2 separate regions of the Homo sapiens genome follow, and region 2 is linked to region 1. The links are chromatin loops, found by intact Hi-C in ENCODE. Cell type or tissue: OCI-LY7. All regions are shown on one strand. Links, peaks and the distances in the headings refer to the core of each region. The heading gives the core; the rest is flanking DNA.

Region 1 (15,341 bases), core at 3,092-11,091:
ATTGAGTTAATTTCAGAGGATATAGTAAATTAATAAGTCTTTCTAGTCATGCCCCCAAAAGAGCTGGCTTTGTGTGTTTGTTGAGTAGAGGGTGTTTATTTTAGTTCCCTTGTTCATATCTTGGTCTCAGCTCCCCTTTCTTCCTTTCCACCTCTCCCTTCTCTGTTCCCAAGATATCATGGAGTTCACTTACATATTCATTTGTCAGTTTTTCACAAGCCATCTTATGTTAGACATTCGTTGTTAGGCACCGAGAGGGAAAGAAAACTGCATAAGATATAGTGTAGTCAGTTCTGGTTATATGAGGTAGCTATGTTTTATAAAGTCGCCTTAAGCAGAACCATTGCTCCTAGGGGAAAACACAGGGGTAGGTTCCTTTGAGCCTCTGGTGACATTTTCTTTAGCCAGTCAGTACGTCACTTTGTTTTTTATGTGTGTTTTTATTTAAAGACATCTTTTTTAATATATAAAAAAATTGCTGATTTATTAACATTGAACTCACTGCCAACAGCACTATAACTGATGTCTGAACAGGGCTTATCTCACACGCATTTTTTTCCTGTAAGGCATATCACAATCTTCCTGTGTTTAGGAGCACTACATAGCACTTGAACACTATGCTCAGGGCCATTTTAAACAGCGAAATTGCCAACGTGTAAAGCATAAAAGTGTGAAATACGTTGCACCAAATAGATTATAGAAAGGACCCTTGTTTATGGTTTGAGAACTGAAACAAGAAGGCAAAGTGTCAGCTTGTTTGACCTCGGATGGGAATGTGTGCTCTGGACAACTCACGTTTTTTGCTCCTCTGCTAATGTTCATGAACATGAAAGCACCGTGAATACAGATTTTGAGGTTACATTTTAGTGAGTAGGCAAATTTGCGTATATGGAGTCCATAAATAAAGAGGATCAACTCTATTTGCTTTTTTAAAACTGACAATATATTAAGGTAATTAAAATAAATTCATACATAGCCATTGTACAGGCAGAATATAATACATAAGAGTTTAAAAATGTAATGTTGGATTTGATCAAAGGAAGGGGGAAATTATGGGTTGGAAAGAACAGGAAGGCTTCATTTTTGCATCTTTGTTGAAAACTAGGTTTGAAAAGAGGTGGGGATTCTGGAAGCACATAGAGTCACTGAGATAAGAAAGTAAAGGGCATATTGTTAAGGCAGTAATGCTAATCAGCTAGTAAAGCAGTGTAATCATCCCATAAAGGAAACGAAACAGAGGGAATGAGAGAAAAGGCTAGATAGGTAAGTTGAGGCCTGATCATGCAGGTTCTGATTACCAGTTCAATTAGGACTTTTTTTTATAGTCCTAAAGAAGCTATTTAAGAATTTTTGTCCCTTTGTTCTGTTACTCAGAACAGAGTAACAGAACATCTGCTGTCACCAAGACTGATCCAGGAACTGGAGGTTTTTTTTTTTTTAATCGCTCTGTTGCCCAGGCTGGAGTGCGGTGGCGCAGTGGCGCAGTCTCGGCTTACTGCAACCTCTGCCTCCCGGTTCAAGCAATTCTCCTACCTCAGCCTCCTGCGTAGCTGGGGCTACAGGTGCACACTGCCATGCCTGGCTAACTTTTTTTGTATTTTAGTAGAGATGGGGTTTCACCATGTTGCCCAGGCTGGTCTCGAACTCCTGAACTGAGCTTAGGCAATCCGCTTGCCTAGGCAATCCGCTTGCCTTGGCCTCCCAAAGTGCTAGGATTACAGGTATGAGCCTCCGTGCCTGGCCAGAACTGGAGCTCTTTAAGAGAGCAAGATTATTTTGTGTCCCCAGGTGTATGGAATCCAGAGGGGGAGACGGGTAAATAAACAAACATGCCTGTTACAATACACTGTTTTTGTTTTTTGAGGCAGGGTCTCACTCTGTCACCCAGGCTGAAGTGCAGTGGCACGATCACGGCCCACTGCAGCCTTGACCTCCTTGTGTTCAAGTGATCCTCCCACCTCAGCCTCCTGAGTAGCTGGGACTGCAGGTGCACACCACCTTGCCTGGATAATTTTTGTATTTTTTTGTAAAGATGAGGATTCACCATGTTGCCCAGGCTGGTTCAGAACTCCTGAGGCTCAAGTGATCCACCTCAGCCTCCCAAAGTGCTGGGATTGCAGGTGTGAGCTGCCACACCGGTCTGATACACTGGTTTTAGTTGTAATTCTAGGTAGTAGAAAGCAAAGGGTGCTATGAAGAGCGTGTACACAGACTCCCAACTGTTTTGGGAGTTAAGGAAGGTTTCTTGGAGGAAGTGGCATTCAAGCTATAAGACCTGATGATCAGGTGGAGTTAGCTGGAGAGCAGGGACAGAGAGAATAGCCTGTGCAAAAGGCCTATTCTTCAGGAGAGAATGACACATGAATGGGACTGAAGAAGTAAACTGGTATCTCATATGAAGGACCTTTTATATCTTGTTAAGGATTTTGAACTTCCTCCTTTTTTTTTTTTTGAGACAGAGTTTCTCTCTGTCACCCAGGCTGAAGTGCATTGGCATGATCTCGGCTCATGGCAGCCTCCACCTACCAGGTTCAAGCTATTCTCCTGCCTCAGCTTCCCAGATAGCTGGGATTACAGTCATGTGCCACCACGCCGGGCTAATTTTTGTATTTTTAGTAGAGACAGGGTTTCACCGTGTTGGCCAGGCTGGTCTCGATTTCCTGACCTCAAGTGATCTGCCTGCCTTGGCCTGCCCCAGTGCCGGAATTACAGGAGTGAGCCACCGCGCCTGGCCTGGACTTCTGCTTAAAGGCAATAAGGAAGCCTTTACTAGATTTAAAATAGGAGCTCAGTTTCAATTAGTAAGGATTTGTATTTCATCAAGAGCTCTCTTTGGCCCTAGTCTGGTAGAAGATGAGTCGAAGTAGAGAGACTAGTTACAAAGCTGTTCCCAATAATCCAGGTGAAAAATAGTGGTGACCCTAGATTAAGGTAGTATTGGTGTGGGTAGGGAGAAGTGGACAGTCATATTTGAGAGGTACCTAGGGAATAGAATTGCAAAGACCTGGGAGTAGATTGGATATTCAGTGGGAGGAAGGGAGAGAAGTAATCTCTCAAGTGTTGCTCAAGCCATAACCTTGGATGGTACTGTCCACTGATACAGTAGGAGGAAAATGTTTGAGGGAAAGTAGTGATGAATTTGTGGTGCACTAACATGGCCAACACTAAATATTAGAAAGATTAATGTGGTCATGTAGAAGATGAATGAAAAGAAGATACCTCAGAAGTGGAGAGATAGTTAAATGGCTTTTGTAGGAATCTCAGCTAGAAGTGTCAGTATTCTTAAGTGCAGAACTAACAGGTGTGGGAAAGTAATGGGAAGTAGACACCAAACAAATAGTTCCCCAAAGATGGTATCAAATATCCCAGTGACAGCTTGCAGCCTGCTCAGCTTTATGATATGCCCCTGAGATCATTTTTCAGGACAAAAAGTAGTGAAACTACCTTTATTTACTTCTCAAATTTACCTTTATTTACTTCTCAAATATACATAGAAAGTAATATTGTAAAAAGCAGCTCTGGCTGGGCGCTGTGGCTCAAGCCTATAATCCCAGCACTTTGGGAGGCTGAGGGGGGCAGATGACTTGAGGTCAAGAGTTCAAGACCATCCTGGCCAACATGGCAAAACCGCATTTCTACTAAAAATACAAAAATTCGCGTGGCAGCACGTGCCTGTAACCCCAGCTACTCTGGAGGCTGAGGTACAAGAGTCGCTTGAATTTGGGAGGTGGAGACTGCAGCGAGCCGAGATCCTACCACTGCACTCCAGCTTGGGGGACAGTGCGAGACTCTGTCTTAAAAAACAGTGGCCTGGCGCACTGGCTCACGCTTGTAATCCCAGCACTTTGGGAGGCCGAGGTGGGCGGGGGTGGATCATGAGGTCAGGAGATCAAGACCATCCCGGCCAACGTGGTGCAACCCCGTCTCTACTACAAATACAAAAATTAGCTGGACATGGTGGTGTACGCCTGTAGTCCCAGCTACTCAGGAGAGTAAGATGGGAATCGCTTGAACCTGGGAGGTGGAGGTTGCAGTGAGCCAAGATTGTGCCACTGCACTCCAGCCTGGCGACAGAGCAAGACTGTCTTAAAAAAAAAAAAAAAAAAAAAGGATATTTTCACTCTTGGGACTTGATAAAGCTAGTTTATTTTTATTATCTCCTATATCCTATACATATTTAATTGGCCCCTATGAACAATGTTACCTCTTTATGAGGGGACCCAAAGAAGTAGCTGCTGGTGTGAGAGTGAGAGATCATCCATCTTTTTTATTGTGCTTTTTGTTGTTTCTTTGTCCTGCTATGTGTTATAAGTAAGGCCGGGCACGGTGGCTCATGCCTGTAATCCCAGCACTTAGGGAGGCCAAGGCCAGATCCCTGAGGTCAAGAGTTTGAGACCAGCCTAGCCAACATGGTGAAACCTTGTCTTTACTGAAAATACAAAAAAAATTAGCTGGGCAGGGTGGCATGCGCCTGTAGTCCCAGCTACTCGCAGAGGCTGAGGCAGGAGAATTGCTTGAACCTGGGAGGCGGAGGTTGCGGTGAGCCAAGATCCTGCCACTGCACTCCAGCCTGGGCAACAGAGGGAGACTCCATCTCAAAAAAAAAAAAAAAGTAAAACACGAAGAAAAAAGAAAGCTGTTTAACATAAGGTTATTAAATGAGGGTTATTAAGAAATTAAAACTAAAAGCTAAAAACAAGTGAGAATTTTGAAAGGATTACAATAAAGTTTAAACTTTTTTTTGTTTGTTTGTTTTTTTGAGACAGGGTCTTGTTCTGTCATCTAGTCTGGAGTGTAGTGGCACTATCATGTCTCACTGCAGCCTCAACCTCCCAGGCCCAAGCAGTCTTTCCACCTCAGCCCCACCCTCCACCCTCACCTCCAGTAGCTGGGACTACAGGTGTGTCCTACCACGCCTGGCTAATTTTTAGAAATCTTTTGTAGAGATGGAGGTCTCACTCTGTTGCCCAGGCTTAAATGTGTTTCTATATATATATATATATATAGAGAGAGAGAGAGAGAGAGAGAGAGAGAGAGAGAGAGAGGGAGAGAGAGGGAGGGGCAGGGAGAGTGGGAGGGGGAGTGTGTGTGTAGAGACAAGGTCTCTCTATATTGCCCAGGCTGGTCTTGAACACCTGGGCTCAAGCAGTCGCCCCACCTTGGCCTCCCAAAGTGCTGGGATTACAGCCGTGAACCATCTTGCCAGCCCTTAGGTATTTTGTTTAAACCCAACAAAAACCCATGTTTTTGAAGTACAGTATTTTTAAAAAGCAGTGTGAAGCATTTACTCTTACGAAAAGAATAAAGCAGATGATGTTGAAAATAAGCAAGGTAGGAAACTAAGATTAACAGTAAAAAACGAGTTTTAAAAAATGAGATTTAAGGCAAAATAAGAGGCCGAAAGCTACCTAACAAGAATATTAAAACTTAAAAATAAAAGACTAAAGGAAAACCTATTCATTAGGTAAAAAATAAGAAATAACAGATACCAAAAACAAGAATGGCAAGATGAAAGTATAAACTAAAAATATTTTTGGAAGTTTGAAGAAAAGGACGACTGGTTGCAGTGGATGATGCCTGTAATCCCAGCACTTTGGAAGGCAGAGGTGGGTGGATCACTTGAGCCCAGGAGTTCGAGACCAGCCTAGGCAACATGGCGAAACCCCATCTCTACAAAAAATATAAAAACTAACTGGCGTGGTGGCATGCATCTGTAGTCCCAGCTACTTGGAAGGCTGATGTGAGAGGATCGCTTGAGCCTGGGAGGTCAAGACTGTAGTCAGGCATCATCGCACCACTGCACTCCAGCCTGAGTGACAGAGCAAGACCCTGTCTCTAAAGAAAGAAGAAAAGGGCAATTTTTTAGAATAGCATATACCAAAATGAGTTTCTTGGGATACTAACAAGATGTTCCAGGAAAAGGATAAGTTGTCACAAAAGTTTTAGAAATGTTTAATATTGGCGGGGCACAGTGGCTCACGCCTGTAGTCCCAGCACTTTGGGAGGGCTGAGGTGGGCAGATCGCTTGAGTCCAGGAGTTTGAGACCAGCCTAGGCAACATGACGAAACCCTGTCTTTACTAAAAATACAAAAAAAAAAAAAAAAAAAAAAAATAGCTGGGTGTGGTGGCGTGCACCTATAGTCCCAGGTACCTGGGAGGCTGAGGTGGCAGAATCTCCTGAGCCCAGGGAGGTTGAGGCTGCAGTGAGCTGAAAAATCACACCACTGCACTCCAGCCTGGGCAATTGGAACGAGACTGTCTCAAAAAAAAGTGCATTATCTCTCTTGGAGACTCACAATGCACCATTAAAATAATAGTCTCTGAGAAGTGTTACATGAATAAAGTTGCCCTTGTTTAAACATTTTTCAGACCTTCCCTGGAACCCTTTTTTGACATAGCACCTATTATATCTTCCAGGCAAAGTATTTTTCACAAAACATCATTTAGACTACTGTTTTAAAAAAATTAAAAATGAAAATCTTGGAAGTTTTAAAGAAACATAATAAGAGAAATCAGCTGGAAATAGAAATAGTTTGAGTTGGGGCTGTCATTCCCAGTCTTTCCTGTTGAGGGCACAGTGTTCCACAGCTAGCCTAGGGGCAGAGAGCAACTTGACACCCTTACCTTCTGGCCCTTCCTCCACCCAAAGCTGTCTTTTTAGTGTTTTTTGTTGTTGTTGTTGTTGCTGTTGTTGTTGTTTGAGGCAGAGTCTCGCTTCCATGCCCAGGCTGGAGTGCAATGGTGTGATCTCCACTCACTGCAACCTCCGCTTCCCGGGTTCAACCAATTCTCTTGCCTCAGCCTCCTGAGTAGCTGGGACTACAAGAGCACACCACCATGCTCAGCTAATTTTTTTTTTTTTTTTTTTTTTTTTAAGTAGAGACAGAGTTTCACCATATTGGCCAGGCTGGTCTCGAACTCCTGATCTCAAGTGATCTGCCTGCCTCGGCCTCTCAAAGTGCTGGGATTACAGGTGTGAGCCACCGTGCCCGGCCCTTTTTAGTTTTTATCTATGCAGGTGGTGCACTGATAGAATACAGACTGCTGAGTCAGGGGAGTTAGGGGTGATCCCCAGCAAAATTAAATCAGCCCAGGGATACTTCTTTAGCAATTTGAGAGAAGTTTTACTACAAGTGCTATTTTAGTTTTCTTTTAAAAAGTCAGTTTTAAAGTTGTATAAATTAAAAATATTTTTAAATTTTTAAACAGATGCTCCCCCTTCAACCCACTCTAGTTATTACCACTCTAACACAGCTGTTTTCATATGGTTTTTTTGGTTCTTCCGGGCTTTGCTCACATGTACATGTGTTTTTATATAGTTGTTAGCGTTCATATACTTTTGTGTTATGAGGCTTCTTCTTCTATGGCCATGGAAGGAAAGGAATTTTCTAGTGGTGACTGCCTCTGCCTGCTCTGTTGCTTACATTGTTCCAAGTACCATTGCTGCCACATTTTGGAAGCTATTTTTCATCCTACTTCCCTTAACGTCACAATTTTTCACTTTTGCTAGCCACAAAACAGCCCCTCCAGCAGTCTTACTGCTGCTAGAGTGCCTCTCTGGAAAATAAAAACGCCTTAGCATTGTGGGACTAGCCTGTCTTGAGACAGTTTTTCTGTAAGCCTGTCATCTGCCCAGGTCATAATAGCAGCAGCACCTGTGCTAGAGAGGGAGTAGAAGGGCTTCCATATACAACATAATAAATAATAACAGAAAACTGAATGCTTTACACATGTCATTTCATTTAATCTCCATAATGATAATAATACATAGGTACCTTTCAGATGAGGAAGCAGAGTCACACAGTGGTTGATGTGTCCAGGGATCAGGTAGTATATGCCAGAGACAAAATTCAGGCCCTAATAATCTCTAAAAAATTATTGATCAACTAATATACAATATTACTTTGCATTTGCCACAAAATAGCCATAAAAGATGAAGCAGTTGATGAAAAATACATAAGTGTGCAATATTTTCCTTTAGCATGGCCTTGTCTTTTGGAACAGTTTCTGGGGTCTAGGTTCATTTTAATATCTGAAAATGGGCAAAATCTGAAAATTTGGTATTGGTAACCACTGAAGTTGTAAGGAAGGGGAAATAGTTTCATAGTTTCTTCCTCCCACAGGTCATAATTTAGTTATGGACATCAGGATGTTTTTCTTGGCTTATCGCATTCGTGTAGTTTTCTTTGCACATCTGTTACATAAATTACTAAACTATTTCCTTGAAAAGTTGCCAGTTTAAGTCATGTTTAATAGCGATCAAGAGTTGTTGCTTTTGGGGAAGAAGAATTAAATGACAGACTTTAAGGGGCAGAAATCCCACCACTATCCTGGTTTAAATATTTTTTTTGTTTTGGATCAGTCCCTATATTTTTTGAGGCATTAAAATTATTATATGGTTTTGGGTGTTTCCCAAAAGACTTTATGTTGGACTATAAACATTTAATGACCTTTTATATAAAATGGGTTATTTTAGTCCTTGCTTCTATAAGTTCCTATCTTTTCAATTATCCTCTTATATAGACATTTTAGTCCGACAGATTGTCGTTTGAAACTAAACTTGGAGTGTTGACTTCTTTAGTGATTATTCGTATTAGGTAATCTTTTCTGACCTTGAATTTTTCATAAAATAATTATTTTATGTGGCTTGCTTTTGGAAAAAAAATTTTAAGATTTATTCTGCTAGCTATATTTTAGGACAGACATATTGGTTGTTAGAAATCTCAGAAATTTTAGATGTGAGTCTGGTTAATTTTGCCCCATCCAAACTATTAATTGAACCAATACTGGAAATTTTCTTGGAATGTTAGGTAAACTCTTCTGTAAGCAAGTTACCATGTATTTCCTAAATGTACAGTTTGCAGTTGTCAGGATTTGGAAACTGGTTTTTAAGCTTGAAATTTTTAGATAAAGACTATTTATAATACTGACAATCTGTACTGGATATTCTTAGAGATTAGAAGGGAAAGTATGGTATAAATAGGTTAATGTCAGCTACTCATCAAATTGCTCAGATTAAATTTCTTGCGTTACATTTCCTGCTATGAAACCATTCTTTGTGAAATACAATAAGTTTTTGATAGATTTTTCTGTACAAAGTTTTGACTTTTTAAAACATCTGGAAGGTTTGACACAGGAAATTTATAATTTTGTTATGATCTCACATGCATGTATGGAAACATGTCACTTGGCTAAACCAGTCCCTCACATCCACCTCACAGCTTAGCTTTGTTCTCCAGCTTTGAGGCTGTGGTACCAAATTATTTCTGTATTAAAAAAAAAAAAATGACTGAAAGCCAGCCTCTTGTGCTGGTAGTTAATGTGATAGAGTCTAAGAAAATGATAATTCATGGACAGAAAATAAATACTTTACATATATTTAGAGAGGAACACATCAACTTTGGCAATAGCTTGGATTGATGACACAGTCAAATCTATGTAGAATCAGTAAATTTATGAAGTGTTCTGCTATGCAAAAGTTTACCTGAGAAATAAGACTTTGGTGACGATATGTATTCATTATCCGGTGGTGAGGATAAGCACAGGATCTTTAATTTATGGATAAATGTGGGAGATTGTTAACAGTCTGTACAGACATTTCCATTTTCATAATTTTGAAGATACACACAAGGGTCTTTAATCTTCCGAGAATGTTAGGAGTTCTTACAGCTTTTTGAATTTTCCTACTTGCAGAGTATTGTTTGGTGTTTCACTTGCTCCCCCTTCCTCCTCTCCCTTCTTCCTCAAACTGAAAAACACTTACATATAAAACAGTTCCATAATATTTATCTATTTTATCTATAAGTAGTACAAATACAGTGTAAAAATTTGAATTAAGGTTACAAGAATATTCAGCCATATCAATCAGCAATGTTCAGTAGTATTAAAACACCAAGAGTGATTACAATTCTGTGGTTCATTTCTCTGCCTTCATGATAATACTGGATTCAACGATTATTGAAATTGAAGGCCAGCATTAGTCAGAATGAAACAAAGAATTTGGAAGTAGAATTGATGTGAGAGTAGCATTGGTTTAAAAAAAGAATACAGTCCTTAATTTTCTGACAACTTAATTATAATTTTAAAAATAGTTATACCAGTTTCTATGGTCTTACATCATGTCAGGAGGAAAAAATTGGAAGTGGTGTTTTTGAACATTAAGACAGCATTTTCTGTAATTTTAATCTCATACGAACAGGCAGCTAGAGTTTGGACTTAGGCAGTTTGCCATGTTTTAAAGGTATTTTAGGTTCTCAGTTATAGTAACTAACTTGATCTTTGAGTATCCAGAATTATTTTAAATAGATTTAAAAAGTATTATGGGGCTCCCCTCCTCCTTCAAAGCCTGGTAGTAAGCTGCTTTTTACTCATTTGATCGTAATTTTTTTTTGACTGAGAAAGCTAAAAGATAGGGTATAATATTTTTGTGCAAATTCCTGATGGTTATTTTTAAAAGCAAAGTTTTGTGTTTCAGCATTTAGAAATTTAGAGTTCCCTCTTGAAAAGTAAAGAGGAAAACAGAAGATGCATAATCCAGCATAGTCATTTGTGTACATAGTTGAAGCCATAAATAATATGCATCCCATATACATATGATATCATTGGATTGAATAGGTTATATGTTTTAAGTATTAATAACTAGGTTACTCTTTTCCGAAATCTTGTTATTGCAGAATGGGTAAGAGAGCTTCAGATTTTAGATGTCTCTGATTTCAGTTTTTCCCTAATCAAACTGGTATTTTCTTTACTTTTAAAAGTACATGTTTAAGAGGAGAGACATCAGTTTCCTCCCTTTCAGTTAGATGATTTGTATTTAATATTTACTAAAACCAAAGAAAATGTAATTTCCATGACTGAGAATATATCTTTTTAAATATTTATTTGGCATATAGCTCTTCTGTAGCATAATTTGTGATGCTACATTTGATGTCATCTTAGACCAGATTATATTCTATGATTTTAGTACAGTGTGACATAATAGAAAATGGGCTTTGGAATTAAAAGACCTAATAGTTTTTAAATATGCCATTTACTAGTTGTGGGATTTGGAGTGAGTTTCTTTAGAGGAAGTGTCCAGGATTGTGATATTTGTTTCTTCTGTACTTTTCCAAACTTTATTTTATTGGAATTCTTGCAATATGGAGGGAGTACTATGGTTTATTATTGCTTTAACAGCATGGCTATTTTATAACATGTTTACTATAGCAAAATTATCTCTTCTACTGCGCTATGTTGTCGCTTGTGTTAAGACTTTTTCATTGCATTGTATTTCATTTTCATTTGCAGATCAGTGAGAGACTTTTTTTTCTGATGGGTGGTGAATATCCCACCATGTGGACGAATGAGTTTTTCCACCTCCCCACATCATTTCTATAGAGCCTCAGATATTTCGTTAACAATGAAAGTAATCTACCTGTTGAATTTAGGAATAGTAGGCTTCTTGGCCGTTGACAGTACATTTGATACTGTTCACAGGACTGTAATGAAATATAACTTGATATTAAAATACGAGTATTGAACCTATAAAATGTTCAACTTGCAAACAAGGGTAATGTGGTGGAGGCTATCCCCTGATAAAAAATGAATATCACAAGGTTCATTATCTAGCTTCTAGAGTTATTCTTAAAACTATTTATCTAATGTTATGGATGGAAACATAAAAAGAAAGACCAAATGTTTCTGGTTTAAGACTTTTGTTACCTGAGGAAACTGTCTTCTGCAGCAGTGGTCTCTAACCTTTTTGGCACCAGGGATCAGTTTTGTGGAAGACAATTTTTGCACAGACCAGGGGTTGGGGAGGATAGTTTCCGGATGAAACTGTTCCATCTCAGACCATCAGGCATTAGATTCTCATAAGGAGTACACAGCCTAGGTCCCTCACATGCACAGTTCACAACAGGGTTCACGCTCCTAAGGCCACCACTGATCTGACAGGAGGCAGAGCTCAGGCAGTGACGCTCGCTCGCCACTGCTCATGTCCTGCCATGCAGCCCCATTCCCAACAGGCCGGTCCGCAACTCCGGGGGTTGGGTACCCCTATTCTACAATGTTAATTTTATGGGTGTTTTATGTTAAAAAAATTATTAAGAAGATTTATACTTAATAAGAGCATTTAATTTATAAAAGTATCTTTTCTGAAACCTTTGTGGCATTGAGGATAAAAGGTGACTTTTAAATACAGATTTTGATGTCAAGAATTATTCATCCCTAACAGTTTTAAAAAATCATATTAATTCCAAAATTGGGTACTTAAATTGTTCTCTGTGGTTTTGCATACATAGCACTTGGTGTACATATTTTAGTCTGTATGTATATATTTTAGTTACTGTTTGCTGCACTTATTAACCTGATAAAACAAGATATTGGAAGTACAGATAATATTCATGTGGTCTACCATGATGTTTACTTGCCTATAAATAGTTAAAATGTAGCTAATGATGATACAGTACTTATATTTTTAATGGCCTTTAGTAGTTTAACCTTGGTTACAATATAATACTTTGAAAAAATTTGGAAAATACAGGAGAGTATTAATATAAAGAAAAACATTATTTAAAACTGTTGCTTGGAACTAAGTTATGTTTATTTCTGTCTCCAGATGTTTCTGTCTTTTAAATTATCTTAGTATGGGTGTGTGTATGCATGCGTACGTCAGAACACATTTAGAGGTCTCAAATAAAAGATTGCCTGATCTCAGGATGAGTGAAATCTTGACAATAAGCTTAAAACAAAGAGAAACCATATAAAAAATATAGATTCATTTGACTTCAGTTTTTTTTTAAAGGAATAAAATTTAAAAGGCAAACTGGGAAAAATACTTCTCAATCTGTTTCACTTTACTCCTTATTCCTTTGTTAGCAGTTAGTACCACATTATACCTATACTTTACCTTTTCTCTTGGTGTATAGTTTTGTTTTAGCAAAGCATATTCTTGAACTTTTAAGAGGAAAAAATACCAACAAGGACTGCTCAAGTTTTTTCTTGTTAATTATTTTACTGATGATTCTTAATGTAGATAAGAAGTATTGACTGCCTGTAAGTAAAAGCCTCATTTTAGCTTTTAATCAATTCTACCTCTAAAAACTGGACTGAAACTTACCAAGTAAAATAATTTGATATTATCTGAATGTCAAGTAGTCAAATAAGCAGAAAATGGAGAATAAAGAGGAGGGCTACGATGAACACTAATAATTTACAAACTGAATAGTTGACCCTTGACTAACTGAATACTGGCTGTGTTTACATAGCTCTAGAAGCATGTGTTAGTCCATTTTCATGCTGCTGATAAAGGCATACCCAAGACTGGGAAGAAAAAGAGGTTTAATTGGACACAGTTCCACATGGCTGGGGAGGCCCCAGAATCATGGCGGGAGGTGAAAGGCACTTTTTACATGGCAGCAGCAAGGGAAAATGAGGAAGAGGCAAAAGCAGAAACCCCTGATAAGACCATGAGATCTTGGGAGGGATAGCATTACATATGCCTCATGTAAATGACGAGTTAACGGTTGCAGCATACAAACATGGCACATGTATACACCTGCACGTTGTGCACATGTACCCTAGAACTTAAAGTATAAAAAAAAAAAAAAGACCATCAAATCTTGTGAGACTTACTCACTACCACTAGAACAGTATGAGGGAAACCGCCCTCATGATTCAAATTATCTCCCAACAGGTCCCTCCCACAACACGTGGGAATTATGAGAGTACAATTCAAGATGAGATTTGGGTGGGGACACAGCCAAACCATATCAAAGCATGTGTGCAAAACTTGAGGATGGTAACTTCTCGCAGTTGGCACTAAAGATCTAGTGAGTCAGTGTTGCTGAGTTGTGCAGAGTGAAGTTGCTGGAGTGTTCTGAGAAGCAAATGTGAAAATGAGTAAAAGCACTTTGGAAACAACAAACAGTTTCATAAACAATAATGATTGTGTCTATGGATTTTATTCTTGTATTCTTCATTCTTTGGTGATTCCTTCCATCTTTCATTCCCTCTCTTAACTTTCTTTTTGGCCTAATATTAGAGTCCGTTAAGATTTGGTATTGTTAGCCAGTTATACTGCTGAACTACCCAGTAGTTGTAACTGTTACATTTAAACAGTGTGATCCTAGTAATTACCTATCTTTATCAGGACAGAGAAACCTACTCTTCAAGTCACTCATTTTCAAGACTCTTGTTTTAAGCAAAGAGAAAGTTAATATGTTGAGTAAGCCTAGATAGAACACATGTGAGAAGGGCTCATTTTGTACTTTCTGGTGACTATTAGATTGTTCTGAAAATTACAGATACTATTTAAACTAGTGAAGAAATGTAAAAATTACAGCAACATTTTTTTTCCTGGTTTATGTTCTCTTGTGAAACAGCAGCATTTCTTAAAGTTATTTTTCTTCTTTTACTTTCCCTCCATTATTACATCTCATGTCTGTTTATGTTTGCAGAAATTAAATACAGATAAAAATCTGGAAATAAAAGGTAGTTATTGATGGTGACAGCAGAAATGTTAAAAATCATTAGATATTTTGTGGGTCAAGTTTTCTTTTGGTATTACTGTCAGACTGGTTTAAAATAATATACAGAAAATTTTTTTGGTGTTATCAAAGTATTCTTGGTTACCTTTAAGTGTTATAATGATAATTACATGAAAGGAAATGTAAGTAGAAAAGCCTGTATCCAAAGACTTTGAGCCTTCAACAGAAGGTCATAATAATGGTTGCCGGTACTTTAAAAAAAACAACAACTAAGTGTAAAGAGATAATTTTTTAAAATTTCAAGTTAGGAATCTCAATTTAGGATTGGTGAAAGTCCGTAAGTCACTTGTTTGACTGTAGTGTTAGTTTAAATGGTATGAAATTTATTGGGGAGGGGCGGTGTCTTTTTCTGTAATTTTGTTTGCAGATCAAATTCTAGACCTTTGTCTGGATTGTTGTGTGTGTGTTTAAGAAACCGTTGAGAGTGCCCCCTCTAGCGTCTGTGATATATTCTTAAAACATTTGTGTCAGAAGTTTTCAGAATTAAACTAGCCATTTTTTTCCTTTCAAATCTGGACATAATTTTTATTTTTATTTTTAACACGGAGGGATTGTTTTCTTTTTTAAAAAAGGTCACTGGAATTATGGGTAGGGCATAGATTGAGGGCAGTAGAAAACATGAGAAAGGAAGGATTAAAATGCCATTTCTACCTTTTTAGAAATAGTTATTTTTAAATGACCTGGAATAAGGCCAAACCATACAGTGTTGTTTTTAGTTTACATTTGTTTCTGAATTAGTTGAAGCTTAAAATACTTTGTCTTGGAATTCTTTATGCCATCAAATCTCATCTTGAGGGGGTTCTTTGCAGTTT
Region 2 (15,341 bases), core at 3,935-11,934, 77 kb before region 1:
TTGCTCAGAAATGTATTTAGAACCTGGTGTGACGATGGCCAGTTGAAGTGTGTCAAATATGATTACCATCTGAAGGACAGCAGCAGGGTTCTTCAAAAACCCTCTGCCCCTTACTGGGAGAAAGGGTTCACTTTGTAATACATTCGCAAGCAATGAGAACAGAGAGTACTTTGAGTTCTGAATACTAAGTATAGTTCAAAAATCCAACTCATTGGAAAGGAGAAAGGAAAATCACAGGTTTTACAACAAAGTCACTTTTCAGGTTCTCAGAATCACTTGAAAAGACCTATTTTACTGTTTGCCTGCCAAACTCGAGTTTTTTGTCCTATGGCTGCTAACTACATAGGTCTCCATGGGTCACCAGGGCCTCAGACGCAGAAGGACTGCGTTGCCTTAGCAGGAAAAACCAGTCAAGCTGGTGGAGGGCAGTGCAGCAGGTGGCAACTTGCTCCCTCCTTGGAGGTTTTTGAGGCTTACAAGGAGAAACGGGTGTGATAGGTGGATGGGGTCATGCAAAGGGTGCGGTGACATTCTCTTGTGAAGACCAGGTGTGTGACAGTAGCAGCAGCAGAGTTGATAACAGCCAAAAATCTGGATAGCCATTACTAGAAAAAGATATAGTGCCTACTGAAACATCCGGACCACCATCAGGAAATGCAATCATCCAGGCTCGGCAGCCTTTCAAAGGCACCCATCCGAGACTCTCTTTTGTGTCCTTCCATTCTCTGGGACCCTGCCAGTACATAGGGTACTCTCGGTACTAGAGACTGCGTGTACACAGAGAAGGAAGTGAGAAAGCCAGTAACACCCACAATCAGGTGTTTCAGCTAGGGCAGTGGGGTGGGGAAGGTTACTCCTATGCCAGTTTTCTTTGGCATATGACTAGGAGCTTGCTAATACTTGCATTATAATTTATAAATTGAAGTCTATATGAAAGTTACTTTAATGAGTAGGTGACTCAGGACTTCAGGTTTGAGCAAGGTCATATGCTTTTATTTATTTATTTATTTATTTGAGACAGAGTTTCACTCTTGTCTCCCAGGCTGGAGTGCAGTGGCACCATCTCGGCTCACTGCAACCTCCGCCTCCCAGGTTCAAGCGATTCTCCTGTCTCTGCCTCCCGAGTAGCTGGGATTATAGGCACAAGCCACCATGCTCAGGTAATTTTTGTATTTTTTAGTAGAGACGGGGTTTCACCATGTTGGCCAGGCTGGTCTTGAACTCCTGACCTCAGGTGATCCACCCGCCTCGGCCTCCCAAAGTGCTGGGATTACAGGCATGAGCCACCACACCCGGCTCTTTTTTTTTTTTTTTTTTTTTTTGAGATGGAGTTTCGCTCTTGTTGCCCAGGCTGGAGTGCAATGGCAGGATCTCGGCTCACCACAAACCTCTGCCTCCCAGGTTCGAGCGATTCTCTTGCCTCAGCCTCCCGAATAGCTGCGATTGCAGGCTCCCACCACCACGCCCAGCTAATTTTTGTATTTTTAGTAGAGACGGGGTTTCACCCTCTTGGCCAGGCTGGTCACAAACTCCTGACCTCAAGTGATCCGCCCACTTTGGCCTCCCAAAGTGCTGGGATTACAGGTGTGAGCCACCATGCCCAGCCCATGTTTTTATTTTTCTAAATCCACCTTAGAGCCCCACACACTGAGGTCAGTGAGAATTGCCACCATGTCTGTGGCTTCCTCTCTGAGCATGGGTGCTGATACAGTCCAGGAGAAATGGAAGCGAGAGTTCTAGTCATCAGTCCCTCACTGTCATTACTATCACTATCACCACTGCTCCTTCTTCTTCTTCCTTTTTTTTTTTTTGAGATGGAGTTTTGCTCTAGTCACCCAGGCAGGAGTGCAGTGGCGCGATCTCGGCTCACTACAACGTCCGCCTCCCTGGTTCAAGCGATTCTTATCACTCAGCCTCCCAAGTAGCTAGGATTACAGGCGCCCGTGACCACGCCCGGCTGATATTTGTATTTTTAGTGGAGACGGGGTTTCCCCATGTTGGCCAGGCTGGTCTTGAACTCCCTACCTCAGGTGATCCACCCTCCTCGGCCTCCCAAAGTGCTGGGATTACAGGCTTGAGCCACTGCGCCCGGCCACCACTGCTCCTTCTAACACATGCACTGTGGTTGAGAGCTGCTCCCTCCATGTCTTGGTGCTGGCTGCTCTGTGTTCTCCTTCAGCCTTCCTCTCCCTAGTTCCTAGGCCGCAGGAGCCGAGACACTTTTCCCAAGTGTGCCATCCACACCACTGCCCTCTAGCCAAGGGCCTGAAATGCTCTGTACAAGAAGCAGCCTATATTTCAGATACCCTACAAAGAAATCCACGCTCCCTATCCCTTCCCAGTATCTAGGAAGGGACTTCAACACAACCTTCCTCCTCTCATCTGCAAAATGAAGAAAATTGTTGGCCAAGCGCAGTGGCTCATGTCTGTAATCCCAACACTTTAGGTGGACAAATCACTTGAAGCCAGAAGATCGAGACCAGCTTGGCCAATGGTGAAACCCTGTATCTACTAAAAATATAAAAATTAGCCACAGGCATGGTGGCATGCACCTATAATCCCAGCTACTCGGGAGGCTGAGGCACAAGAATCGCTTGAACCCAGGAGGCAGAGGTTGCAATGAGCTGAGATTGTGCCACTGCACTTCAGCCTGGGTGACAGAGCAAAACTCTGTTTCAAAAAATAAAAGAAAAATAATAGAAAGTCTCACACCTGTAATCTCAGCACTTTGGGAGGCTGAGGCAGGTGGATCACGAGGTCAGAAGTTCAAGACCAGCCTAACTAACCTGACCATCTCTATTAAAAATACAAAAATTAGCCAGACATGGTGGCACGTGCCTGTTATTCCAGCTACTTGGGAGGCTGAGGCAGGCGAATCACTTGAACCCGGGAGGCAGAAGTTGCAATGAGCTGAGATCACACCACTGCACTCCAGCCTGGGTGACAGAGCAAGACTCTGTCTCCAAAAAAAAAAAAAAAAGAAAAGAAAAAGAAAGTTGTCGGCCGGGCCTGGTGGCTCACACCTGTAATCCCAGCACTTTGGGAGGCTGAGGCAGGCAGATCACCTGAGGTCAGGAGTTCAAGACCAGCCTGACCAACATGGTGAAACCCCATCTCTACTAAAAATACAAAAATCAACCGGGCGTGATGGCGCATGCCTGTAATCCCAGCTACTCTGGAGGCTGAGGCAGGAGAATCACTTGAACCTGGGAGGCAGAGGTTGCAGTGAGCTAAGATCGTGCCATTGCACTCCAGCCTGGGCAATAGAGTGAGACTTTGTCTCAAAAAAAAAAAAAACCCCAGAAAAGTTGTCATGTGTCATGCACCTATGGAGCAGGGGAACCCAAAACTCAAGGTTGCCTGCCTTTCCTTAGAAATGGAAAATTTACCTATTCATGCCTTGGTCCTGATTCTACCATAATGAGTAAAGCAAAGCAAAGCATAGGTTAAATAATTATTAATGACAGTCTGCCAGATACAGAAACATGGCTATCTCTCCCTCCTTCCATATATTTGTCTGCTCTCACACCCCTATAACGACATACCCAAGACTGGCTAATTTATAAAGAAGAGAGACTTAATTGGCTCGCAGTTCTGTATGGCTGGGGAGGCCTCAGGAAACTTACAGTCAGTGCAGAAGGCAAAAGAGAAGCAGGCATCTTCTTCACAAGGCAGCAGGAGGGAGAATGAATGCAGGAGGGACTATTAATACCAAAGTTATAAAACCATCAGATCTCATGAGAATTCACTTGGTATCAGGAGAACAGCGTGGGGGAAACTGTCCCCCATGATTCAATTTCCTCCACCTGGTCTCTCCCTAGACACGTGGGGATTATGGGGCTTACAATTCAAGATGAGATTTTAGGTAGGGACACAGCTAAACCATATCATCCCACTTTTGGTAACTAACAGTAAATCTTTGTTGATAGGCATAGAAATGCAAAGTCGCTTACACAAGTTGTTCATGCTTTCTTTGCCCATGCCAATGTGGTCTCTAAAACAGTAAATTCTCAAGGAGTCACCATCAAGTTTACTTTTTAGTATAATTATGATATGATACAAAGCTAGTAACTAGTAACTATCATCATCATCATCTTATATTACCATTTATTGAGAGCTTATTTTGTGGTAAGCATTGTATCAAGAGCTGTGCACGTGTTACCTTATTTATTCTCAACAACCCACCGAAGTAGGCATTTTTATCCCTGTTTCCCAGTTGTAGAAATAAAAGTCAGAGAGATTAAATTGCCCAAGATCATTAGCTAATATGTAAAAGAACTGGGGTCAAGAACATGTTGTCTAGCCAGCACAGTGGCTCATGCCTGTAATCCAAGCACTTTGGGAGACCAAGGCGGGTGGATCACCTGAGGTCAGGAGTTCGAGACCAGCCTGGCCAACATGGTGAAACTCCGTCTCTACTAATAATTACAAAAATTAGCCAGGTGTGGTGGCAAAAATTACTAGTAATTACAAAAATAATTACAAAAATTAGCTGAGTATGGTGGCACACACCTGTAATCCAGCTACTCTGGAGGCTGAGGCAGGAGAATCACTTGATCCTGGGAGGGGGAGGTGGCAATGAGCCAAGATCATGCCATTGCACTCCAGCCTGGGTGACAAGAGCGAAATTCCATCTCCAAAAAAAAAAAGTCCGATTCCAAATCCCAAGCTTGGAAGTTCTATGATACATAACATAGTCTTCCTGCCATATATAGGAGGTATCCAAATGTTCCTTACTAGGACCTCTGGGATCTAGCCCCTCCCTACCTCTCCAGACTATGTACTGTCACACATCATAGTTCAGGTCCATCAAAAAACTTACAATGCCCTGAACATGCCCTGCTGTTTTACACCGCCAAGCCTTAGCATGTAGAGTCCCTCCACCATGATCACCTGCTCCCTACTCCTTTTGCTATGCAAATTATTCCTCTCACACAAATCAGCTAAGCCATGAGCTTCCCTAGGAAAGCTCCCCAATCCTTTCCCCAGGCTGGGTTTGTGTCCTCACTCTGCAGCCCCCTTGCATTCTTCAGTCATTGTCCTTACCACATTTTATTGTAGCATTATATTTCTTATTTATTTATCTGTCCTCCTAGACTTTGAGAGCCTTCAAAAACAAAATCTCACACACACACATATATACATATATATATAAAATCTCCAGCCCTTAATACATCAAGTGCATCACTATTACATGTTATCTACTGAATAAATACTTGCTGACTTGCATTACCAATGATGTGAAATACGTTTCCAATGCTTATGCTTATCTAAAAGTATTATCCACTGCTTTCAAACCATAGGTAAAAATGGTCACCATTTAATTCAACAAATATTTACCACCAAGTCACTAAAAGAGCAAGAAGAAAACTTAGAGAAAATTTAGTTGATGAAGTATATAGACGAAAAAATTCGGATTAGGAAGCAAGGACTGGAGTTCAAGTCCCTCTTGGCTGCTTTCCAGCTCAGGCAAACCTCTTGGTCTCTTCATGCTTTCTTTGGTTGGTTCATCTGTGAAACAGGGTTAATCATGTCTTTTCCACTGCAAATGTTTAGTGTGAAGCTTGATTGAGATGATGTTTATGGATATTCTTTGCATACTGAAAACATTATAAAAATAAATTTTTTTTTTCTTTTTGCTTTTCGTAGAGCCTGGGACATAGTAAATGTTCAATAATTGCCATTAAAATAAATTTATGATTATAGTCTTCATTTCCTGGTTGAGCTATTGGAGAGCTGATTAAGTAACTTGCCTAAGATTCCTTATAACCATAAGACCCTAATTAGCAAAAATTTAAAATTTTTTTTTTTTAGAGATGGGGTCTTACTATGTTGGCCAGTTTGGTCTTGAACTCCTGGCCTCAACCCATCATCCCGTCTTGGCCTCCCAAAGTGCTAGGATTACAGGCATGAGCCACCATGCCCAGCCTTAAGCAAAAGCTTTTAATCCCCAGCACCAAACACAATGCCCGGCCCATGGTAGGTGCCCCATGAATGTTCGTGGAAGGAAGAAAGGGATGGAAGGAAGAAAGAATATCATACAGCTGGGAGTGATCAAAATCCCAGGGTGCTGATTTCCTTGTCACAGGTTTTTCTTACTATCTCTGCATTTGGTGCTATAGGTCAGTGGTTCTCAAAGTATGGTCCTGAACCAGCAGCAGCAGCAGCATCACTTGGAAACTTCTTAGAGATGCAAATTCTAAGGCCTCACTCCAGATCTACTGAATCAGGATCTCTGGGGTGGAGCCCAGCAATCAATATGTATTTTAATCAGACCCCAGTTGATTCTGATGAATGCAAAAGTTTGACAATTTTGCAGGAGGAGAAACTCTTCATTCACTGCTTATATTTGATAATAAATGGACAGAAAAAATGTGAACTTATTAACAGCTTTTAAATAGTTTATTACAAAAACCTAAAGTATGTTAATTTTATTGTCATTTCCTGCTAACCCAAAACGTTTATGATACAAGGGGGATACATTTCTGTAAAGATTGCATCAATAATGCAGCATGTTTTTGGTTAAAAAATAATATTTACTGAATTGTTTTCTTTTTTTTTTTGAGACAGAGTCTCGCTCTGTCACCCAGGCTGGAGTGCAGTGGCGTGATCTCGGCTCACTGCAAGCTCCGCCTCCCGGATTCATGCCATTCTCCTGCCTCAGCCTCCTGAGTAGCTGGGACTACAGGTGTCCGCCACCACGCCCGGCTAATTTTTTGTATTTTTACAACATGGGGTTTCCCCATGTTGATCAGGATGGTCTCCATCTCCTGACCTCGTAATCTGCCCACCTCGGCCTCCCAAAGTGTTGGGATTACAGGCGTGAGCCACCACACCTGGCCTACTGAATTGTTTTCTAGGCATAGAAGACTACATGTTCATTGCTAATAATATGGACAATACTAGAAATTATAACGACACTTATATTGTGTGTACTACGTGCCAGGCACTATTTTAGCACTTTTCCTGTGTTTTTTTTTTTTTTTTAGACTGAGTCTCACTCTATCATCCAGGTTGGAGTGATGTGGCACAATCTCAGCTCACTGCAACCTCTGCCTCCTGGGTTCAAGCAATTCTTGTGTCTCAGCCTCCCAAGTAGTTGGGATTATAGGTGCCCACCACCTGTCTGATTTTTGTATTTTTAGTAAAGATGGGGTTTCAGCATGTTGCCCAGGCTGGTCTCAAACTCCTTGACCTCAGGTGATCTGCCCATCTCGGCCTCCCAAAGTGCTGAGATTACAGGTATGAGCCACCACACCTGGCCACTTTTTCTGTTTTAACTAACTTATTACTCAAAACAATTCCAGAAGGGAGGTACAATTTTTTTTTTTTTTTTTTTTTTAGACAGAATTTCCCTCTTGTTGCCCAGGCTGGAGTGCAATGGCGCGATCTCAGCTCACTGCAACCTCCACTTCCGGGTTCAAGAGATTCTCCTGCCCCAGCCTCCTGAGTAGCTGGGATTACAGTCACGCACCACCGCGCCTGGCTAATTTTGTATTTGTAGTAGAGATGGGGTTTCTCCATGTTGGTCAGGCGGTCTCGAACTCTTGACCTCGGGTGATCTGCCTGCCTCAGCCTCCCAAAGTGCTAGATTACAGGCGAAAGCCACTGTGACTGGCCATGGTAGGTACAATTTTTATCATCCCTATTGTGCAGAGAGGAAATTGAGGTATGTAGAGGTTATGAAATTTGAAAAAGTTCACAGAGCCAGCAAATGGTAGAACCAAGATTTGTATCCATGCAGGCCAGCTCCAGAGTCCTAAAGATAAACACTGATTACTAATATTTATGGAAAATTTATATTTTCTTTCATGTTGGTAAATATATACATATATAAACTATATACTGGTAAATATATTTATTTATTTACAATTTATTTGTTTTAGGATGGGCATGGTGCCTCACACCTATAATCCCAGCACTTTGGGAGGTTAAGGCAGGGAGATTGCTTGAGCCCAGGAGTTCAAAACCAGCCTAGGCAACACAGTGAGACCCCCATCTCTAGCCATCCCCTCAAAATACACACGCACACAATTTATTTATTTTAGCGACAGGGTCTCATTCTGTCACCTAGGCTGGAGTGCAATCGCATGATCATAGCTCACTGTAGCCTCAACTCCTGGGCTTAAACGGTGCTCCTACCTCAGCCTCATGAGTAGCTGGGACTACAGACATGCACCACCACACCCAGCTAATTTTTAAAATGTTTTGTAGAAACGAGTTCTCACTATGTTTCCTGAGCTGGTTTCAAACTCCTGGGCTCAAGTGATCCTCCAGCCTCGGCCTCCCAGAACGTTATGATTACAGGCGTGAGCCACAGTACCTGGTCCACATGTAAATAATTTTTATATGGGTTTTACATTTTTACATATTTCTAACAATTTTTTTTAATTTTTAATTTTTATTTATTTATTTATTTTTTGAGACAGAGTCTCCTTCTGTCACCCAGGCTGGAGTGTGGTGGCACGATCTCGGCTCACTGCAACCTCCACCTCCCAAGTTCAAGCGGTTCTTCTGCCTCAGCCTCCTGAGTAGCTGGGACTACCGGCGAGTGCCACCATACCTGGCTAATTTTTGTATTTTTCGTAGAGACACGGTTTCACCATATTGGCCAGGATGGTCTTGAACTCCTGACCTCGTGATCCACCTGTCTGGGCCTCCCAGAGTGCTGGGATTATAGGCGTGAGCCACCACGCCCAGCTATTTATAATTTTAAAAAGGAAATTGAAATCATATGCTGCTGTAAACTAATTCTTCTATTTAATAAGATAAGCACCTTCTAATATTATTGCAACTCTAAAATAATTGTAATAGCTGTACTGAATTTTCTTCTAATTTATTTAATGAATTCTCTATTGTATAATCAGATCATCAGATCATATTTAATGTTTTGCTTGGCAAATACCACTGTAATGAACATCTCTAAACTTAAAGTGTGATTATTATGCACTTCATTTTTTTTTTAATTTTACTTTAAGTTCTAGGATACATGTGCAGAACACGCAGGTTTGGTACATAGGTATACATGTGCCATGGTGGTTTGCTGCACCTATCAACCTGTCATCTAGGTTTTAAGCCCCGCATGCATTAGGTATTTGTCCTAATGCTCTCCCTCCCCTTGCCCCCCAACCCACTATGCGCTTCATTTTTTGTTTTTGTTTTTGTTTCTGTTTTCAGATGGAGTTTTGCTCTTGTCACCCAGGCTGGAGTGCAATGGCTCGATCTCAGCTCACTGCAACCTTCACCTCCAGGGTTCAAGCAATTGTCCTGCTTCGGTCTCCAGAGTAGCTGGGATTACAGGTGCCCACGATCATGCCCAGCTAATTTTTTTTGTATATTTAGTAGAGACAGGGTTTCACCATGTTGGCCAGGCTGGTCTCCAACTCCTGACCTCAGGTGATCCACACACCTCAGCCTCCCAAAGTGCTGGGATTACAGGCCACCACACCCGGCTTCACTTTTTAAACTCTGCATCATTTCTTAATATGGGCCAGCCAGAACCGATGGCTCATGCCTGTAATCCCAGCACTTTGGGAGGCTGAGGCAGGAGGATCACTTGAGGCCAGGAGTTTGAGAACAGCCTGGACAACGTAGGGAGACCTCACTTCTAAAAAAAAAAATTTTTTTTAATTAGCTGGGGATGCTGGCATGCACCTGTAGTCCCAGCTACTTGGGAGGCTGAGGCGGGAGGATTGCTTGAGCCTGGAAGGTCAAGACATCAGTGAGCTGTGATTGTGCCCTGCACTCTAGCCTGGGCAACAGAACAAGACCTCATCTAGAAAAATAAAATAAAATAAATAAAAGCCCACACAAGTAATGAAAAGTAATTCTTTCCAGATAGAACATGCAGGGTATAAACTTTCTCACTTGAATACTCTGTGACAACGAAACCAAATTATACCTCACTGCCCAACAGCAGTGCTATCTTATAATTACACAGGTCATTTAAAAATGCTTTGACAATTTTATTAGCTTCATATTAAGGAAACCACTGGCACTATATTCTCAGAGATTCAGAGATGTAGCAACGGAAGAACTGACTGGCAATAAAATGTCAAAATATTTATGAAGAAAAGCAAAAGCTCTTCTTGAATGTAGATTCATCTCATGGGCTAGACAGTAACTAGAACATCGCAAATGTCCTGTGAGTGAATGGCTATCCAGGCCCAGATAAAAGATAAACAGGTAAGTGACTATTCAGGCACAGATAAACAGAAAAAAATGTGAGGGAAACCAGGGAAAGGGAGAAAAGGGCTCTTTCTAACTTTGCTGAAAAAGGCTATTCATTCCATTGTGGCAAATAACTTGAATATGATTCACATATTAACTGTAGACAGAAGAAATAGCAGAGCAATTTATTTATACACTACCACATTCCTGAAGCAGCCTTCCAGGTGCCTCAGCATGTTTGGATCTGGCCTGTGTGTCTCCTAAATACATCTCCTGGAGAACTTAGTCGAAACCAAAATGTTTACACCAATTGGAGGGGCCCATGATGTCCGCAGCAAACTAAAAATAATAGGATCTCTGTGTCCATACCCATTACACTGGGAAGCAGAGGTGTGACTCTGATACTCCAGACCCAACCAGAGTGTCAGTGCCGGGAAAAATGTTTGAGGGAGGAGATGGGTTGGTGGTGCCAAAAATTTCAAGCAACGCCCTCTTTCTCTGTGTGCTGTGTATATGGGGAATCTGGAAAATGACCCACCTAACAGCTCCCAAAGCCAAAAGACACTACAGTACGTAAATGGGGTCTTATATTCTGCGTCGATGTTATACATGAAATTGGAGAAGAAAAAAATAATTGTTAAAATAGATGTATACTCCTGGGAGCAAGCAGGTCCTTTTAATGTCAGGATCTAAGGAGAACACTTGCTATAATTATCTCATTCCCTTTCTTGCCAAAAGAAGATTTCGTATTGCAGAGACAGGTTCTTCTGGCATAACTAATCCTTCCGGATTCTGTAACTAAACTGAAAAGCATTTAAGTTGACTTAAATGCTTGAGAAGCCTAAGGTGCTGAAGTTGAAAGGACTTTATGGCTTAAAAAATCTCATTCTAGTATTTCTCAGTCGAGGAGATTAAGGCCCAAAGAGATGAAGTGATTTTCCAGAATCTCAGAACAATTTAGTGGCAAAGCCAGGACAGGGGCCACAGTCTCGGATTCTCACTCCTGCGCCATAAGACCACCCCTCCAGCCATCCCTGTCTCGTGAACGGCACTGCCTAGACCTGCTGTCCCATGTCTGTGGCCTCATCTGCAGTAAAATTGTCTCCTTCAGACATTAGCCAACAAATATTATTTTACTCAAATGCTGTTTAATTCTTTAATTTAATTTATTTAGTTTTCGTAAAGACGAGGTCTCACTCTATTGCCCAGGTATTGCTGGTATTGCAGGTATATTGCTGGTCTCCAATTCCTGGGCTCAAGGCATGCTCCTGCTCAGCCTCCGAAAGTGCTGAGATTACAGGCTTGAGCTACCATGCCCAGCTTTAATTGCTTTCCATTCCTTTACTCAACATGTATTTTACTGGGCACTCTCTACCTGTCAATGTTCTAAACACAGGTAAGAAAGTAATTAGCAAGATAGGTGCTTGCCTTCAGGGAGGAGAGGGTGGAGGTTAGGGGGAGAACAGCCATGAAGCAAGACACACACATACAAGATAATGTAAAGCAGTGCTGGATGCTATGAAGACAATATAACGGCATGATGTAGCCAGGGGTGTGTGGGTTTAAGAAGGCCACTTTAAGGAGGGCAGTCAAGAAAGGATTCTCCGGGCAGGTGACATTTGAGGTAAAACTTGAAATATGAGTAGGAGTTTGATAATCAATGATCTATGTGAAAATTATTTCAAGCAGGGAAGAAAATAAGTGCAAAATCCTTGAGGCAGCAGTTCCGGTTCCAGGTAAGACCATGTAAGCACATTCCATCCTGTCTCTCCCCGTGAATGTAGCTATAAAACCTAGGCAGAAGTCATGGAGCTTTCTTAATTTAAGCACTAGAAGGCAGACTGGAGAAGACCACAATCTGAAATACCACTGAACCAGCTGTGAATTTCCCTTTTTGTTGTTGTTCTGATTTCAAGACATCCTGATGCCCAAAGTTGGGCACTGGACACAGAGAAGGCGTGAGGCAGGAGAATCCCTCCAGTTTCTGCTTCAGGAGAGAGAAAGGGAATGCCTAATGCTAAGCAGAACTAACATTTTTCTTTTCACGGCTGGGCACAGTGGCTGACATCTGTAATCCCAGCACTTTCAAGGCCAAGGTGGGTGGATTATGAGGGCAGGAGTTCAAGAGCAGCCTGGCTAACATGGTGAAACCCTGTCTCTACTAAAAATACAAAAATTAGCCGGGCGAGGTGGCACACAATTGTAATCCCAGCTACTCGGGAGGCTGAGGCAGGAGGATCACTTGAGCCCAGGAGGCACAGGTTGCAGTGAGCTGAGATCATTCCACTGCACTCCAGCCTGGACGATGCAGCGAGACTCTGACTTAAAAAAAAAAAAAAAGGGATTTGTCTTTTCTTTTCTCTGTTCTCTCATATGCCAGCCCAAGGCAATCCAATGGTCACAACAGTTGCAATGATAGCCACGGTAACAGCAGTGGAGGTGCCCGGGGGCTAACCTTCTGAGGGGGTGAACCATCCTCTCCAATCACAGGGGCTATAGTCCCAACAACGTGGGGAGAACACCTGCTGTTTTTGTTTCTCTTGCTGTGCTCCCACCACCTGGCCTGTGAGGACAAAAGCACAGTTGCAGGAAGTGCACAGCTTAGTGTTGTTCTAAAGGCCTAAGGACTGAACAGGATGGCAGCAGGGACCTGAGAGGCCTGGAGACCACAGAAGGGAGCAGCCAGGAAAGGCGTCCAACACAGTTGTTAATGATGGACCCCAGTTTGCTAATCATTCACAAAGAAAGAGCTAAATATAGAGAAAAGACCAACTCTACAGCAAAATAGATGAGAGACATGAACACAGGTCATAAAAAAGACAAACGTGAATGACTTTTAAACACATGAAAAAATCAATCTTGCTCATAAGGAGAGAAATGTGGTGTAAAGCCATGATAAGATACCATTTCTCATCTATTGGATGGGCAAAAAAATCCAAAAGATTGACAATGTGTTCTGTGATGGTATTCTGAAAGAGATCTTTTCATTTGTCGATGGCAGGAAGGCAAAAGGGTACAATTCTTATAGAAGAGATTGGGAAGATTTATAAAAGTTTCCTTTGCAGCTGGGCACGGTGGTTCACACCTGTAACCCAGCATTTTGGGAGGGCAAGGTGGGCAGATCAATTGTGACCAGGAGTTTGAGACCAGCTTGGCCAACATGATGAAACCCCATCTCTATTAAAAATACAAAAATTAGCTGGACACGGTAAAACCCCATCTCTACTAAAAATAAAATAATTAGCTGGGCATGGTGGCACATGCCTGTAGTCCCAGCTACTCAGGAGGCTGAGGCACAAGAATCTCTTGAACCTGGGAGAAACTCCAGCCTGGAGGACAGAGTAAGACTCTGTCTCAAAAAAAAAAAAAAAAAAAAAGTTTTTTCCTTTGCATTTTCTTTTTGACCCAGAAACCCAAGTGTCTGTCCCAAAAATACACTCACAGAAATAGGAAAAGCTGCACATATACTATGCCAAGTATAAGTTGGCATTAATAAGAATAGCAAACGACTGGAAACTGAATAAACTTAGCTGAATAAATAATAGTACATGCCTGCAATGGAGTTGTAAAAATGCTGTGAAGTGGTATCTAAGGTATAATAATGAGTGAGAAAGCAAAGCAGAGAAAAATATTTTTAGTAAGCTACTGTTTACATGCATATGCACTTGACCGGGCATGGTGGCTCATGCCCGTAATCCCAGCACTTCGAAAGGCCGAGGTGGGCAGATCACCTGAGGTCAGGAGTTCAAGAGTAGCCTGGCCAGCATGGTGAAACCCCATCTCTACTAAAATACAAAAATTAGCTGAGTATGGTGGCATACGTCTGTAATCCCAGTTACTTCGGAGGCTGAGACAGGAGAATCGCTTGAATCCGGAAGGCGGAAGTTGCAGTGAGCCAAGATCACACCATTGCACTCCAGCCTGGGCAACAAGAGTGAAACTCTGTCTCAAAAAAAGGAAAAGATATGTACACAGATATGTATGCACTTGTATGTATATTACATGAACCTACACACACATATGTATAATATGCTTATATATATTTGAAACAGAGTTTTATTCATTGAGGAAGGGGCAACGGGTAGAGGGGATAAGGTGAGAAACTTGTCTTCTTAATATAATTTATTTCATAGATTTGACTTTCAACCATATCGTTTAAGTGATTAGCTAATAAAAATAGAAGTACTCCCTTTTATTTCACAAAACTATTAGTTTACAAAAACTAACAGTACTTTGAAAGGAATTATTTCACATGGCTTTAGTAATCTGACTACATATCCCCAGTGGAATATCTCGAAGGAAAGAAAGAACTACAAAAATAATCTTAAACTATTTTCAGTAATTATATTGTTAGTAATAATTTTGCTATTATTATTCTGAAGCTGTTATGCTCATTGCAGGAGAAAGCAAGTATGTCATTTTTGTTTGTTTGTTTTCTGGGGTTTAAAAATTTTTTTTTGCTCTGTCATCTAGGCTGGAGTTCAGTGGCTTCATCATAGCTCACTGCAACCTCCACCTATCAGGCTCAAATGATTTTTCCATCTCAGCCACCCAAGTAGCTGCCACTACAGGTGTGCACCACCATGCCCAGCTAATTTTTGTATTTTTTGTAGAGATGCAGTCTTGTCATGTTGCCCAGGCTGGTCTCAAACTCCTGAGCTCAAGCGATCCTCCCCGTTCAGGCTCCCAAAGTGCTGAAATTACAGGTGTGAGCCACTCTGCCCTGCCATAAGCCATTGTTAATGTTAAGAACCAAGATTTTCAGAATAGGAGAAAAAAATACAAATAAAAAATCAAAGAATTAATATCCTGTAATGATAAATTTTGAATTATTACAAGCTCTTGCCTTTCCTCTTAAAAATAAAAAGTATTTCCAAGCTCTGTCAATGAAAAAGTCCTAGAAGTAATAGTAAACCCAAAAGAAATGAGCACTGCTAATACCCAGATTGTGGTATTTAGATACCATTTCCTTAGAGAAATGATTGACTCGGCCAGGTGTGGTGGCTCACACCTGTAATTCCAACACTTTGGGAGGCTGAGGTGGGCGGATCACCCGAGGTCAGTAGTTTGAGATCAGCCTGGCCAACATGGTGAAACCCCCATTAAAAATGCAAAAATTAAGGCTGGGCGCAGTGGCTCACGCCTGTAATCCCAGCGCTTTGGGAGGCCGA

The links. Peaks named below come from ENCODE experiments on the same cell type or tissue, not always from the same donor. Only the 100,000 strongest peaks of a DNase experiment are listed, where the experiment ranks them.
Region 2: a loop joins it to region 1, with 4 times the contacts of the local background. A loop is called at or near these places in 22 of 110 quality-filtered maps.

Annotation. Positions count from the first base shown.
Region 1 is chr5:157,820,462-157,835,802 of GRCh38, reverse strand. The region is part of intron 1 of CLINT1 (clathrin interactor 1); the gene reads left to right. Among named protein-coding and RNA genes, the nearest start is that of CLINT1, 31 kb to the left of the region's middle. In OCI-LY7, for the core only: CTCF peaks have their summits at 6,380 and 6,582; DNase peaks (open chromatin) are centred at 4,932, 5,762, 7,042, 7,562 and 1 weaker place; H3K4me3 peaks cover 4,197 bases; H3K27ac peaks cover 7,366 bases.
Region 2 is chr5:157,898,236-157,913,576 of GRCh38, reverse strand. No RefSeq gene overlaps it. Among named protein-coding and RNA genes, the nearest start is that of CLINT1, 47 kb to the right of the region's middle. In OCI-LY7, for the core only: no CTCF peak of the experiment used is centred there; no DNase peak of the experiment used is centred there; H3K27ac peaks cover 626 bases.